Linked DNA regions of Homo sapiens: region 1 is linked to region 2. Evidence: read pairs that join two places in POLR2A ChIA-PET (ENCODE). Cell type or tissue: Panc1. All regions are shown on one strand. Links, peaks and the distances in the headings refer to the core of each region. The heading gives the core; the rest is flanking DNA.

Region 1 (7,569 bases), core at 989-5,988, 100 kb before region 2:
TCTTAGTTTCTCTTACTTTCCGTGTAACCCACGGTCTTTCAGAAGCTTTCAGTTTTGAACTCATTTTCCTAGCTATAAAGGTACAGCTGGGTTGGTCTGGAGGCCTACACACTCCATGTCCCTCCTGGCCTCCTCCAGCCCCATCCCCTTCCTGCTCACCTGTGAGAGTCCCCCGCACGGAGGATGCAGCTCAGGCAAACCCTGATCGCCTACCCAGGGCCCCCGCCACGAAGAGGAGACGCTATATTTAGGAAACGCCGCCCAGACCAGCAGAAAATAGAAAGCACATTGGGCCCTGAGGGGAGCTGCAGCAGCGGCGGACTGAGGTCTCTCTTGCACTCGCTTGCTGGAGGGAGTTAGGGACATGTCTCTTTTTCTTTTAATCACTTATTATTTTTGTAGGGGCTTCCCATGCTTTGCAAGGCTTTGCTCTCAGCGGGATATAGATGCCCTCTGCAGGGCCAGGAGAGATGGGGCTCAGTGCACTCCGGGCCACAGGGCCCTGGGGAAAGGCTCTTCAGGAAGCCTCAGAAGGGCAGGGAGCTGGGCTTCTGTTCCACCACGCACTAGCGGCCCTGCTCCCTGAGGGCAGGCCTTGGGGAGGCTGGACCTTAGGACTTGCATCTCGGGGGCTGGGTCTTTGCTGAGTCTGGAACTGGAGTCTGGGCTGGGTGAAAGGATCAGGCACTTGATAGAAGGGTGCTCTGAAAGAACTAACGCACCCCATCTGCCTCTCACCCGCAGGTAAAAGTATGGTTTCAGAACCGAAGAACAAAGTTCAAAAGGCAGAAGCTGGAGGAAGAAGGCTCAGATTCGCAACAAAAGAAAAAAGGGACGCACCATATTAACCGGTGGAGAATCGCCACCAAGCAGGCGAGTCCGGAGGAAATAGACGTGACCTCAGATGATTAAAAACATAAACCTAACCCCACAGAAACGGACAACATGGAGCAAAAGAGACAGGGAGAGGTGGAGAAGGAAAAAACCCTACAAAACAAAAACAAACCGCATACACGTTCACCGAGAAAGGGAGAGGGAATCGGAGGGAGCAGCGGAATGCGGCGAAGACTCTGGACAGCGAGGGCACAGGGTCCCAAACCGAGGCCGCGCCAAGATGGCAGAGGATGGAGGCTCCTTCATCAACAAGCGACCCTCGTCTAAAGAGGCAGCTGAGTGAGAGACACAGAGAGAAGGAGAAAGAGGGAGGGAGAGAGAGAAAGAGAGAGAAAGAGAGAGAGAGAGAGAGAGAGAGAAAGCTGAACGTGCACTCTGACAAGGGGAGCTGTCAATCAAACACCAAACCGGGGAGACAAGATGATTGGCAGGTATTCCGTTTATCACAGTCCACTTAAAAAATGATGATGATGATAAAAACCACGACCCAACCAGGCACAGGACTTTTTTGTTTTTTGCACTTCGCTGTGTTTCCCCCCCATCTTTAAAAATAATTAGTAATAAAAAACAAAAATTCCATATCTAGCCCCATCCCACACCTGTTTCAAATCCTTGAAATGCATGTAGCAGTTGTTGGGCGAATGGTGTTTAAAGACCGAAAATGAATTGTAATTTTCTTTTCCTTTTAAAGACAGGTTCTGTGTGCTTTTTATTTTGATTTTTTTTCCCAAGAAATGTGCAGTCTGTAAACACTTTTTGATACCTTCTGATGTCAAAGTGATTGTGCAAGCTAAATGAAGTAGGCTCAGCGATAGTGGTCCTCTTACAGAGAAACGGGGAGCAGGACGACGGGGGGGCTGGGGGTGGCGGGGGAGGGTGCCCACAAAAAGAATCAGGACTTGTACTGGGAAAAAAACCCCTAAATTAATTATATTTCTTGGACATTCCCTTTCCTAACATCCTGAGGCTTAAAACCCTGATGCAAACTTCTCCTTTCAGTGGTTGGAGAAATTGGCCGAGTTCAACCATTCACTGCAATGCCTATTCCAAACTTTAAATCTATCTATTGCAAAACCTGAAGGACTGTAGTTAGCGGGGATGATGTTAAGTGTGGCCAAGCGCACGGCGGCAAGTTTTCAAGCACTGAGTTTCTATTCCAAGATCATAGACTTACTAAAGAGAGTGACAAATGCTTCCTTAATGTCTTCTATACCAGAATGTAAATATTTTTGTGTTTTGTGTTAATTTGTTAGAATTCTAACACACTATATACTTCCAAGAAGTATGTCAATGTCAATATTTTGTCAATAAAGATTTATCAATATGCCCTCAGAGTAGTCGTCTTGGGAAATTGAAGTGGATCTTTAAAAATGTATCTCAGTAATTTGAGTGTGGTCCTTCCCCAACTAGGCTCAAGAAACCCAGGCTCCTCACCCACAAAAGGGCCAGATTGATGGATTCTCAGGCATTTTAAAGAAAGATGAGGGTGGAGAAGGGAGAAGATTAGGAAAACTTAAGTCCTTCAGAAAAGAGATGGGAGAAAAGTTTTTCAACCAGACTTTGCCCATTGTATGCCCTCCTGAGGGAGTTTAGTTTGAACTTCAGGTTAAAATGCTTACTTCTCTTAACCTCTGGTTATTAAAAAAAAACTGGACATATAGTTACACATTGAGGACTACTCTCCCAAAATATTGGGGAAAACATGTAGCAGAATCTTGCAACTTCTAAACTTTCTGACTTCAAACCCCAAAGTACAAGTCTTACTTTTCCTTCCTTTCTTTCCTCCTCTCCCTGGCCCCAATCTGCTGAAGGTGATGGGCCAAGCCCAAGGGCCTCAGCAGCCTTATAAGGCAAGTGTTCTGAAAAACCTTCAACTCTTAATTTTAACATTAAAGAAAAAGTTGTAATCAGACTTGGAGGAAACTTAGCTTTTTTCCCTCCCTCCTTCCCCCTTCTGGGGGTACGAGGTTGTTTTTGCATGCTTCATTTGCTTCTTATCCTGATAGGCTGCATTAATCAGTTTTATTTCCATTGATAGAGAAACCTCGTCTGTTCTGTTCGAGCTACAAAGCGTCCTGCGAGCTTTTGTGAAAGTGCAAATCAGTTTAAGCAATTATCATACCAGGAATATGAAGGGGAAAGAGGAGGCCTTGCCCAGTGGTCTCCTTTAATCTCTTAATCCACGGATCCAGGGGGGCTGCCTGGACATAATTTAGGACAATCTCCCCACCCTTTACACTGTGATAAGGCCAAGTTACAATGCAGGGCAAAAATACAAGCTTTGTTAACATCTTGCCTTGAAAAGTTAAGATTAGACATTCCGTGCACGTGTGGGGACTATAGGGCACTATGGAAATTTTTTCTTTTTTTTCTCCTCTTCTCTAAAGCAGAATTCATTCTCCGTCTCTTTCTCCTTTCCCCCATCTCTGCCTGTCTTCCACCTCCCCTCTTTCCCCCCATTTCTGTCCCTCTGTAGAAACCTGGCTGCTCATAGTGCATTTTCACAGACTCTTCTTGGAAGGTGTGTGTGCCGTGAGGGGATACACCGCCGCCGGGAGTTGCCGGGGGAGGAGGGAGACGGGGTGGCCTCAGGAGACCCGGGCTTGCGTCTCACAGGGACAGGTGCGCCTCGGGGTATCCTGGAAACCCTCGTGGGGCTTCCAGGCGCTTTGACAGCACGACCCTCAGTGACCACCAGCTGTCTCAAGCGCTTTGCAGTCAGTGCTCCCGGAAAGCATCCCTTTCTCTTCAACAAGTACAAATTACCTTTTCCTTCCACTCACCTTCCAAAACCCGGAATACCTCAAACACCGAGCTCATTCTTAAACATTCTTAAAATTCAGATGGTCTGTCCAGAAAAAAAAAAAAATTCCGTCTTAACAGAAGGTTTACTTCTGCCGAAATTATATACTTTATACTTTTTAAGTACAAGAAAACGGGGCTGGTGGTGAAGATTTTTCTTTTTTTGGGTAAATGTCCTATGTAGTGTAACAGCAATAAAATCATCACAGAATACTATTAGCTTTGAAAAAAAAACTAAAAGCTTTATTACAAACCAAGCTTTGAAAATAGGGGGGATTAGGCGGCTGAAAGGGTCCCACAATGGTAAGAAGAAAAGGTTTCATGCTAATGAGGTTAATGCCCTTTGTATCTCAGGCCTCCACATCTTCATTACGCGCTATCTCCGGCTGCACGGAGCGGCTCAGAGAGCCGCAATCCACTCCAACGCCCCCCTTCCCGGCCCAAAGAAGGATTTGATAGCAGCTCTGTTCAAACTAGATAATTATATCTTTTCAAGTCGGAATTAAGATAAAGAAAGTGAAGCAGAGGCGGCTCGCCTTGATCCACTGCAAACAAATTTGGCGCACTTTCGAGTCCTTCCTCCGCCTCAAAAAGGCAGGACAGTCAGCTTATTAGCCGCTCGTTTGCTTTATTAATTCATCTATTTAAAGTGGCAGGATTAGAGTGTCTAATGTGGACGCGGGCTGCCGTGGCGCTGAGGAATATAAATATTTGCGAGATGCCATCCCACGATGACTATCTGGGAGTGGGGCGCGGGGCAGGGTGCGCGTGTGCCCTGCCTCTGCGTTCCCTTCGCAGTGCGCGCGTGCTGAGCTGAGCAGGGGGTTGTAGGAGCCATGAGCCGCAGGTCTATGTGCCCCTTCGTGCTATATGGGTGCCAGCCCTGGATGCTCCCGGGCAGGGCTCAATGGGCATCGTGGGTCAGATTCTGCGCTCCTTCTGGGACACGGAGAACTGTATGCACGTTGCCATTGGGTCCTGCCTGGGACCCCTAATGGGGATGTAGGATACAAGTTTGATCCATGTTCCGTTTCCTTGTTAATTACTTGTGGACCTTCCCTGTGGGACCCCTTGGCCAAGCGCATGTTCGGGAGAGGCACGGGTTCTCCGTTTGCGCTGCCCTGAGAGGGTCAAACGGAATCTACCAAGCGCGTGTGCCGCGGCTACGTTCTCCTGCGAAGTACACATGGGTTCCGTGTGCGTTTCTCGCGGAGGCGCCAGAAAGTCCTAGGGTGAGAGAAGCCTTCGACCTCCGAACTTCCTGGCTCTCGTTCTGGGTGTTCAGTGCTCCAAGCTCCCTCTGGCTCTGCTCCTGGCAGGCAAGCCGAGCAGGAGCTGGCGCATTGGCTGCGGCCCGGAACCTGCCGGGCCACTTTTGTGCGAGGGGCGGATTGTGGCAGCCTGAGAGCCGCGCCAGGCGGGCCAGGCAGAAAGGGGGCTCCGGCCTGCGCTCGGCTTTGGAAACCTCGGCTCCTCCCCGTCCCCGCCTCGAGTCGCAGGAAACAAAGTCTGGGACGCGCAGGCCGGCTGGGGAGGGACTCTGGCTGCTCGGAGGCCTGGCCCGGGGCCCCACTCCGTGGTGGGGGTTTTAGGGCTGGTCCAAGTCGGTGTAAGGCTGGCAGGGTGAGGGTCTGTTCTTGTGTGTTTGTATAGGGTGAGAGCACTAGTTTGTGGTATAATGGCATTTGTGTGGATTGTGGAATAGAATTGTGTGTCTCAGCTAGGACTTTAGTCAATTTGTGTCAGTTCTAATTGTTTGAATAAGTTAAAGGCTGGAGAGGCTGGGGCTACTTATGTAGATTTGGTCAAGATGTCTAGCTGTCCTTGTGCGTCTAGATTGTTTTGAGTTAGGGCCAGCACGTGCAGTTGTGAGGCTGCAGAGTGCCTATGACGGTGTGGAAATGCAGTTTATTGAATGTGTGTGCCGCGGTCTGGTTGCACTGTGTATCTGCGAATTCGTCTGGAGTTGCACATCTCAGAAGATGGGGGTGGCCTCGGTGTGTGTGGCTTGCGGGGACGTTTCTCGGTGTTTGGATGGGGGTCCCTGTGATGGATGTCCATGCCCAGCCCTAGGGCAACATCTGTGTGTCTTGGGATCGAGGCGTGTGTGTCTAGTGAGGAGGCTTGGGCTGGGGTGTCGTTCCAGCAGCGCCCCACTAACTCCGGAGTTTGGCAAACAACAGCCGTTTTGTGTAACTGCGCATTTTTCTAGACCAGTCTTTATTATTCCAGCAATCAGCGCTGGAATTACTGGGGCGCCGCCTAGAAGCAACCGCCGGCGGGGCGGCAGAGGATGCCGGCCTCCAGCGTCGGGGGACCGCGCCCGAAAGCCGGGCTGCTTTGTGGGGCCTCTCGCGCCTCGCCCGCAGCTTCCGGCCCGCGCCCTCCGCTCGACCGCCGATTTTCTCGCCCCAGCCAGCCCCGTAGCCAGAGGAAAGTGGGAGTTTTGAGAACCCTCTGACCCCAGCCGTGACCCCTCTCCGGGAGGTGGCTTCTCCCGCAGGACCCGGTGCGCCAGAAAACTCTAGGCGGCGCCACGCTTGGAAGCGCAAGGTCCATTCATCAGCCGCGCCCCAGCGTCTAATTGGCCTTTTGTTTATTAGTGTCTGTTGCCCGGCTGGGAGTCTCCGGAGGGCCCCGGAGCTGCGAGTCGGGGTGCCAGAAGCGGACGGCGGGCCAGCGCCCAGAGCTGGGGTCCGGGTAGGGCAGAGGCGCGTCGCACTCCTCTGAGGGGGCGCCAGAGCGCGCCAAAGATCACGCCCACGTGCGGAGATGCGCGCATGGAGGCTGGACTCCAAGTGCTGGAGCCTGGTCCTCCCGGCTGCTAACGCCCCAGGCTTCGCCCCTGCCCCCACCTCCACCTGCAGACCGAGCCCTCCCCATCTCTCCACACCCTCAGGATTTCAGACCCGCCTTCCTGCCTCTCCTAAGTACCCATCCCAGGCGCTGGCCTTGTGGCTCGGTTCCGCTCACGTCCCGCCCTTCCTCGTTCTTCGTGCTTCGAGTTCATTAGTCGTGGCTCCGCCGCTAACCCCGGGGAGAAAGCTCCCCTTTTACTCTGGGTTTCCCTCCCTAAACACCAACCCGGCAGTATGGAGCCAGCCTCCTGCTTCGCTGGGTGGTGTGATTGAGAGAATGTTTTTGGCAAGGCAGGGAGAGAGGGACGAGACAGAGCACTCAAAATTCCACCTTCCTCACCAAGTCAAACCTCACCTTCCGATCCCTATCTCCCACCCAGTGTTCAATCTCCACATCGAGCCTCGCCATCCTCCTCCCTACCCCACACTTACTGCCCCTCCTCCCATTCCCGAGAGACAGTACAGAAGTAAGGTCTCCATTCCCAGCACAGGCACAAAGGCCAAGATGCACCTGGGGGTCCTGAAGGTGCTTGGGATGGGCATGCGGTCTCATTTGGAAAATGACTTGAGGATGATTGGCCTCGCCTGGCGGTGGCCTGGCTGCCAGCAACGTCTGGATGGCTGGGCCTCAGCCTGGCCCCAGACGTCCCCTGCTCCCAGCCAGCTCCAGGCCCTATATATAGCACGGGTCTCCATAGCCCTGGCTGGACCCTGACGTCAGAAAGAACTTGATCTTGCCTGCTTCGCTCCTGCTTCTGAAACTGATCCTTGAAATGAGAGAACAGACTCTACACAATTCCCATGGCCTTGACATAAGGTACAGCGATAAATATACACCACTAATGAGCAATTACCATATAATCACCTTCCAATTAGCTCGCATAATGATGAATTAAACATTCTAGCAGGCGGGATTAGGTTTCTTACTTTGTATATTATTTACGAAGGCTATAGCTTCTGCAAAGAACCAAATATCAAATTAGATGGGGGAATTTTCACTTGGGGGTAATTATGC
Region 2 (7,569 bases), core at 1,191-6,190:
TTATTTAGAAACCACTCGATCCTTTTGGAGCTTGTTTTCAAGCTTTGTTAGAAGGGACCAGAGCAGTCTTTGGTCCAGGGCTAATAATACCCTGTTGAGTACTCCACCTGGTACCCAATGTATGATGAGGTTGTGCCATTCTAGCTGATGCGAGCACAAACCATTCCTAGCCAAGTGGGAACCCTGGTAGTTATTCTGCCTGGTCCTTACTGCTGTTGTTTTTTCTCTTTCCCTTTTCTTGAGTAGTTCTCTCACATGCTCACATTGGGAGAAGCTCCATGGAGCAGTTTCTGCACAGCTCCTATTCTGAGCTGTTCTCTTCTTTCAGGTGCTCTACCATTCACAGTCTGGCCTTCATGGCCTCCCCAGACTCTTAAGTGTGTCTCTTTAACCCAAGGAGATGTCGAGCTCTGTTTGGGTTTCTCCACTCTGTGCTGTTTAGGAAATGTTCTCCAGGCAGTCAGCTGGGCAGTTGTAAGGTTTCCCTCATTTACTTTCCTTCTTGCCAAGATCACTGCCCTGTGCTGCCTGTTACACACTGTCTGAAAACTGTTTTTCATATCTTGTCTGTTTTTGGTTGTGGGAAGTGAAAGAGTATAAGCCCAGGGCCTCATCACAGCTGGAAGTGGAAGTTTTGGAGCCGAGACTCTTAGCTTTAAGATGCCAGCTGGGTCCCTTGGTCTCAATGTCTTCTCATCATTGTCTTATAATGCAGTGAAATAATGTCCCTAAGTGAGGCCCTAAAACTGGGAAGTCTTCATCCGGCCTGGGGATTTTGAAAAAAGGTTTTGGTTCTAGGAAAAAATAAGAAGTCCAGCAAGGCTTTTCCTAATGACAAGAAGTAGGACAGTATCTGCCATGAGGTACCCACAAATTGTTACCTTCCTGCTCAAAAAGCTTGCAAAAATGACCTTTGCTTGTATGATAAAAAGCAACATCCTGGACCCTATCTGTATCTTCAACCTCGTCTCCTGTCCTGCCCTCCTTCCTTCTGCCTCCAGCCATGCTGGGTTTCCTTTAGTTTGTTGTGCCAGCCGGTCGCCACATCTCCTTTTGGGCATGTTCTCACCTCCAGGCTCCTGTGCTTTCAAGTCTCAGCTGTGATGTCACTTTCCTAGACCAGCTAAACCCGCTTTGGGTCTTATAGCCCTCTGGATTCTCCTTTATGGCACTCATACCAGTGTGATGACAGAGGGCCTTGTTATCCTGAGGTGATCCTCCCTGAAAGGACACCTCAGACCAAGCCCACTTAACATAGGAGCCAGTATTTCATGGGAAATGGGATTTAAAGAAGATTTGATTAAGATTTTCTTGAAAACGGAGATTAGAAATTATGAACATAAATTTATTTTTATCTTATACTTACCCAATTTTAGATTCTAATTTCAACCACACACTGAAGTTTAGAGTGGACAAAAGTTGAATCAGATGTTGATAATTTCAAGCAATATAATTTTTATGACAAAATCGGATAATGGCATGAGATGGCCTCCCTTGTTTTGTAATTTTAAAAAAAAATTCTTTAAAACAAAAACATAAAGAAAGCTGTTTATTGCAGAAAGGGTCTAGGTCTTTATGCATTTGCCCAAGGGCTTCCTTTAACCACTTGATCCAACCATTCTGTTTTGACTATGAATTCATCATCCGTGGCAAATCCCTCTCTCTCTGTTGTTACGTGATCTAACTGTCAGAGCTTCATCTATCATTGGCTTGGCCTGGGGTTTAAGCTGTTCTTTAGCATCACTGTCGTAGACATCATAAAATCCTACAGCTTTGGTAAAGTCTTCAATTTTTTTTTTCAATTTGTTTGTACTGCAATTGCATCATACTGTCAGATAACAGAAAGAAAGAAACAAACAAACAAAAAACAAGGAGAGATGGAACAGAAATGATGACAGCTCTTTGGGCTGTGATAGATGCTGACATTATGTATGTTGTTTGAGTAGACACTGATCTTACAAGTGGTTAGTTCACTGAATATTTTTGAAATTCTCAGGCTAATTTCTGTTTCTCTATGAAACCTCATGAATGTGGACACTTGGCTAATAAATACTCAAGAGTATGTGGCCTCCCTATGTACGAATATTTGTGCATTTACTTGTTTAATGTTATCTCCCTCCCTGGACATCAGCTCCATCAGAGAGGGACCTCTGAACCACAGGGGCCTAGAACAGGTCTAGCCTAGAGTCAGGGCATGGTCAAATGTTTGCTGAACAAATATGCAAGCTCAAGAGGAACTGGGAGGAGAGGATCCTTGATAGAGTGGTCTCAGCTCATCGAATCATTCCGTTTTCAGTGATCTGGGCTCCTTAAGATCAAGCATTGGGCTGATTGGTTGAAATTGTTTCCTTATTGTTCTAGGGTAGTGTTTAGGAAAAGGAATGTATGGGCCAAGCTACTGCTCTTCAGGTGAAAGCAAAGGAGAGATGATTGCCCCCCAAGGGGAAGAGTTTTAGGGTTTTTACTCTGGGCTTGGCTAGTGAGGGTGAGTTGTGGATCTGTGTTAGGGTACTCAGGCTAAGCAGAAGCTCTGGGAGAAGAGAGTGCTGCTACTTCTGACCTCCACTGGGAGAGCCCCTTCCAGAATTCTCTCTGCTCCAACCTGGGAGGGGAATGTGTATGTGTGTAAGTTCCTTGCATGGTTTTGGGAGCTTGGTGGCTTCAGGCCTGTCTCTAAGAGACAAGCCTAGGAAGCTGTATATAATAAACCAATATTGTGGCTCCAGACAATCTCTCAGAAGAAATGCAGTGTCTTGGGTAATTTTCTTTACTTGGAAAATGTCACTCAAAGTGGCTTGCTTTGGGAACATTTTAGCCCCTGGAGATTACCTAATACTGGGCCTCTCACTCTTGGCCACACAAGTAACCCTCATGACAGATGAGAGTAGCCATGTACCCCTGAAGACACATGCTGGAAGGAGGACACTTCTTTGATGTTTTATTGGAAAATTAATGTACATTTTGCATTTGATTTCAAGATGTGCTCAGGTTTACTTTTATATAAAAATACTACCTCCTCAAAAAAAAAAAAAAAGAAAAAGAAACCCTTCAAGTGAGTCAGGCTTGTGTGCTCTCAGGCAGTAACACAGGGGTTTCCACACCCCAGTTTGTGAAATGACTCATGTTAATGACTCATTTCTGGAATAGTAACTCTTCACCTCAGCCACTGCAATGTGGAATGCACCAGCATCATCAGTCTCTGGGTCCTCCTTAGCACTGATTCTGGGTTAGAAAAGCAACAACTCTCTTGGCTAGTGTACACCTTCACTTTCATGAAATTACAGCTCCTTCCAGAGAGCAGTTAGATGTTCATTATGATCTAGTTTGATCATTTAAGAAAACAAAGAAAATATATATATGCTACACATGTTTTAATTTTTCTTCTTACTGACTTTCGAAAAATAAGTTGTTGGATCAGTTTCCAGATAGGTAGAAGTTTGAATATGGGAGTTGAGCAAATTCTTGAGGTTCACTAAGGTTTTTCTTCTCATTAAGATCTGGGGGATTTCTTTTCTGAAAGGCCTAGCCCCTGCTCTGCTCCTGCATTTTCTGAAGCCTTTACATCCCAACAGAAAGCTCTTTCTGGATTTAGATGTTGACAGTAATTTCGTTTCTTTACATGCCAGCATAAGCTACAGTTTCTTTCTGGTCAGCATTTTTCAACTTCATATTTTAGCCCAGAATCCAACAACACCATTAGAAAACTGACGAAGCATTTTATATTTGTGCTCCCTCGTCAGGTAGCTAAATCTCAGAGCTTGACATTTAGGCACATAAAAAAAAAAAAAAAAAAAGCCCCAGATACTGTGCTATGCGTCAGCTGGTTCATACAATTTTACCACATTCATGATATTTTTGTTAATAAGATTTAGTATCACAGAATGAGACAGAACTAGAAGGGGCCTTTAATGATCATTTAATTTAATCTCCTCATTTTTAGTGGAAGAAACTAGGCACCAGAAAGGTTTAGTGACTTACCAAAGGTCACACAATGAGTTAGGAACAGGGTCCCAGTCTGCTGACTCATTCTGGGATACCACAATATAGAGTTAACTTTTGCTGCATGTCAAACTGCCCCAGTGTTAATGGCTTAAATTGCTTATTTAGGTAAAAATTCTGTAGGTTAGCAATTGGCCTGGGCTCAGCTGGGTGGTTCTTCTGGTCTTTGCTGGGCTGGGCTGATCTTGGCTGGGCTTACTCATGTCTCTGCAGTCAGGTAGTATGTTGGCTGGGGCTGGCATGTGATGATGGCATCATCTGAAATTACTGAGATAATAGAGGCTTCTCCCATGTGATCCCTCATCTTCCAAAATGCTAGCCCAGGTTTGCCCTCATGGCAGTTACAGGGTTCCAAGAGCAACAAGGGAGAAATCTCTCAATGTGCAATCATTATTTTAAAGACACTACTTATGTCATGATTGCTAATGTCCCATTGGTCAAAGTAAGTCACAAGAACAAGCCCAGATGAAAGGGAATGGACAGAGAGAGAGAGAGAGAGAGAGAGAGAGAGAGAGAGATAGGATATCCTATAGGCCATCTTTTTAAGAGTCTCACTTCTAGTTACCTGGGATGACAATAATGACATGCAGTTGTAAATGATATCATGGGCTAGCCTCTTATAATTGAGTTATTTCAGTTCATCTGGTGCTGGTAGATTTTACTTTATTGTATATTATTTTCTCTTCAAGTACAATCTATTGTAGGTGGACATATGAGAGAACCAAAAAAAAAAAGGTACTATTTCTTGTTCCCCAGTTTATGATAAAAACTCTCTTTAAGCTCCCAAAATGCTGTTAAAAAGAAGCTCAAAGGATCTGTGGATCTATCCCAATATTTATTTGTAGGTTCAAGGAGCAATAATAGTTCTAGCCTTCATATTTTAGGACCATTATATGGTTTGTACATGAAGCTCATTCTTTACCCCATTTGACTTTCATAGTCTTCCTGTGGAGTAGCTGGGCATGAGATATTTGCACTATTTTACAGATTGGGAACTAAGGCTCAGATTCTCACTCCTCCTGCCCCGCCCCACCCTACTGCCCCAGGAATTGCCATGGGACTCCATAGGTGTGATGCCTGTGTTAATTTCCTCTTCCCCCAAGTCTAGAAGCCTGTGGAGAACCCCCAAACAGCTCTCCCTCAGCTCTGTGATTTCTCTCCAGTCTCAAGGTTGGAGGACCATTTTAACTGTGCCATTCTGGGAAGAGGGTTCCTGCCTTTTCTTTACTGAGAGGAGCCAGGCCACAGATGTGGGCTCCTGGCCTCCAACTTTCCTCTCAAGGTGCCTCAATTTGTCTGAGTGTCATCCCCTCATCCTCGGAGGGTCCTCCTCCTCCACCTCCTTCTCTAAGTTTAGTCCTTCACTGGGATCCTGATTCCATCCCTCTCCTTGCTGGGCTCAGGGAAGGTTCCCTGGAGGAGGTGGTGTGTAAACTGACCCCTGGATGATGAGGAAGGTCTTTCTGGTATCAGGCATTGGCAACAGTTTGAAGTATTTTCTAGTTAAGAGGAAATGGTAGCAATCAGTATGAGAACTGTGTGGCAGCTTTCATGACTGGAGGTTAGAGTGTGTTATTAGGGGCAGGAGGAAGGGAAAAGATGGGCCCTTCCCTCAAGTGGCCTCACCACAATCTATCCCACCTCAATGGAAAATCACTGGCTGGTGGGAATACGTCTTAGAGAAGGGTCCAGCTTGCTAGCCAGAGGCCACAGGTAATAGCCACCTGGTGCTTTCCCCTAGCTGGGACAGATGAGCACATATTCTCTCATGCTCTTGGAAAGCCTGGAGTGGTGTAATAAGGACCAGCATCCAACCCTTTGCCGGATTACTGAAGGCAGGTGGTGAGGAAGCCACACTCCACACCAGTCAGCATCTCCTCCATCAGACCTCAGGGCCTGGAAAAGTCATGTCTCCTCTGAGAAACTGCTGTGCTCTCCTTGGGTTGGTTTGTGTTTCATCTGGTGGATACCATGCATAGTTAGACTGTCATTGATTGTAGTTTCCTTTCTTCTTTGGCTGCTAGGAAGCTCCGAGCTGAGTGTTTTCCTAATGTATTTTAAAGAGTAAAAATCAGTTTGTTGATTTTTATAAATAGAAATATAATAATAATTAAAAATTTTCAACAGTGCAACAATGTATGAAAAAGAAAGTTTAGGTTTAAAAATCACTCCAACTATTACCATTAGGTAAAAATATTACAGATATTATTTTCTGTCTCTCCGTTTGTGGAGACACACACACAAACATACACACATGCAGTTTTCCATATATGTCAATATTCATGAATGGACTTCCATCTATCTATCTATCTATCTATCCATCTATCTATCTATCTATCTATCTATCTATCTATCTATCTAATTACTTATCTATATCTACCTCTCTACTTATCTTCTTTCTCAGTCTCTCGTTCCATCAATCAACCAATCAACCAATCAATCAATCAATAGATAGATAGATTGATAGATAATGTGTGGAAGTCCATTTGTGAAAAACAAATCATATGAATGATGCTTGTTACTTTTAACATAAAGACTTGAAGTTGATTTTTCTTAAATTTCAAAAAAGAAAAAGAAGCTAAAGGCAAGTGGAATGAATGGTTGAACTTTTCACCACAAGATACATTCTCTTCTAAAAGGTCTAAGGTTAAGACAGGAGACTGTGGAGAGAACATTGAGGTTGGGGTAATGATGTTTTTCTAGATGCGTTGTTTCGCTTTCAGATACTCTCAGTCACCCCCTTGCTGTGAAAGATGAGGAACTGAGCACCTCACACCTCCTACACGCTTCTTTGAGGAGTTATAAAATGTTCACAGTTCACACAATAGTTTGGTATTAATTCTATGTTTAAATAGATTCTATTGTTACTACTGGCCATTTTACCACCCCTTCTCCACTACTGAAATCTCGATTTCCATTTATCTCTTAATTAGCTGGTTTCATGGGCAAGTAGTTTTGTCAAGAAGACACTGTATTCACTGAGTTTTTAAAATTTCTGTTTTGTACTTACCTTCATGTCTGAGAATGTCTGTTTGTTGCCTTTCTATGAGACCAGATCCTTGGCTGGCTGTGGTACTCTTGATTTCCTTCTCCCTTTAAATGGGGTATCCTTGCTCCATTGTCTCGGAGGAGGAATGTTGCCTTAGGCCTGAGGGCAGCCTGACCCTCTCCTTTCTTGATGATCATAGGCTTTCCATACCTGAATTCTTGAGAAACTGTTACATTTTCATTTAAGTTAAATTACATAATTAGAACATATCATGATGTCGGACTTACTGAATGAGATTATTTCTTCTGGAATATTATGTGTTATGGATTCAGTTCTTCCTTCTCAGACAGTGCTGTATTGTATCATTCAATTCCTTTCTAGTCAATACCTTTTCCCTGCCTTCTGTGGTTTCTCTATGTCCGGGACACTAATTACCTTGTGTTGAATTCTCTTTTTTCTGGTTTCTTTGTCTTTTTCATCTATTTCTTTTTGATTATCTAGGCCTTTCCTTTATGCCAGTAATTCGATTTTCAGCTATATCTGTACTGTTCTTGCTGATTTTAATTATGTTATTTATTTTT

What was found. Peaks named below come from ENCODE experiments on the same cell type or tissue, not always from the same donor. Only the 100,000 strongest peaks of a DNase experiment are listed, where the experiment ranks them.
Region 1: POLR2A ChIA-PET joins it to region 2 with 7 read pairs; 2 of 35 experiments call an interaction of 5 or more read pairs at or near these places.

What each region holds. Positions count from the first base shown.
Region 1 is chr10:117,547,321-117,554,889 of GRCh38, forward strand. EMX2 (empty spiracles homeobox 2) reads left to right here. Exons shown (of 3, transcript NM_004098.4): 3 at 745-2,226. The coding sequence ends at 912. Among named protein-coding and RNA genes, the nearest start is that of EMX2, 8.4 kb to the left of the region's middle. RefSeq lists enhancers at 297-386, 2,369-3,713, 3,652-4,627, 4,572-5,363 and a silencer at 378-672. In Panc1, for the core only: no CTCF peak of the experiment used is centred there; no DNase peak of the experiment used is centred there; H3K27me3 peaks cover 4,073 bases.
Region 2 is chr10:117,650,195-117,657,763 of GRCh38, forward strand. No RefSeq gene overlaps it. Among named protein-coding and RNA genes, the nearest start is that of LINC02674, 81 kb to the right of the region's middle. In Panc1, for the core only: no CTCF peak of the experiment used is centred there; a DNase peak (open chromatin) is centred at 3,147.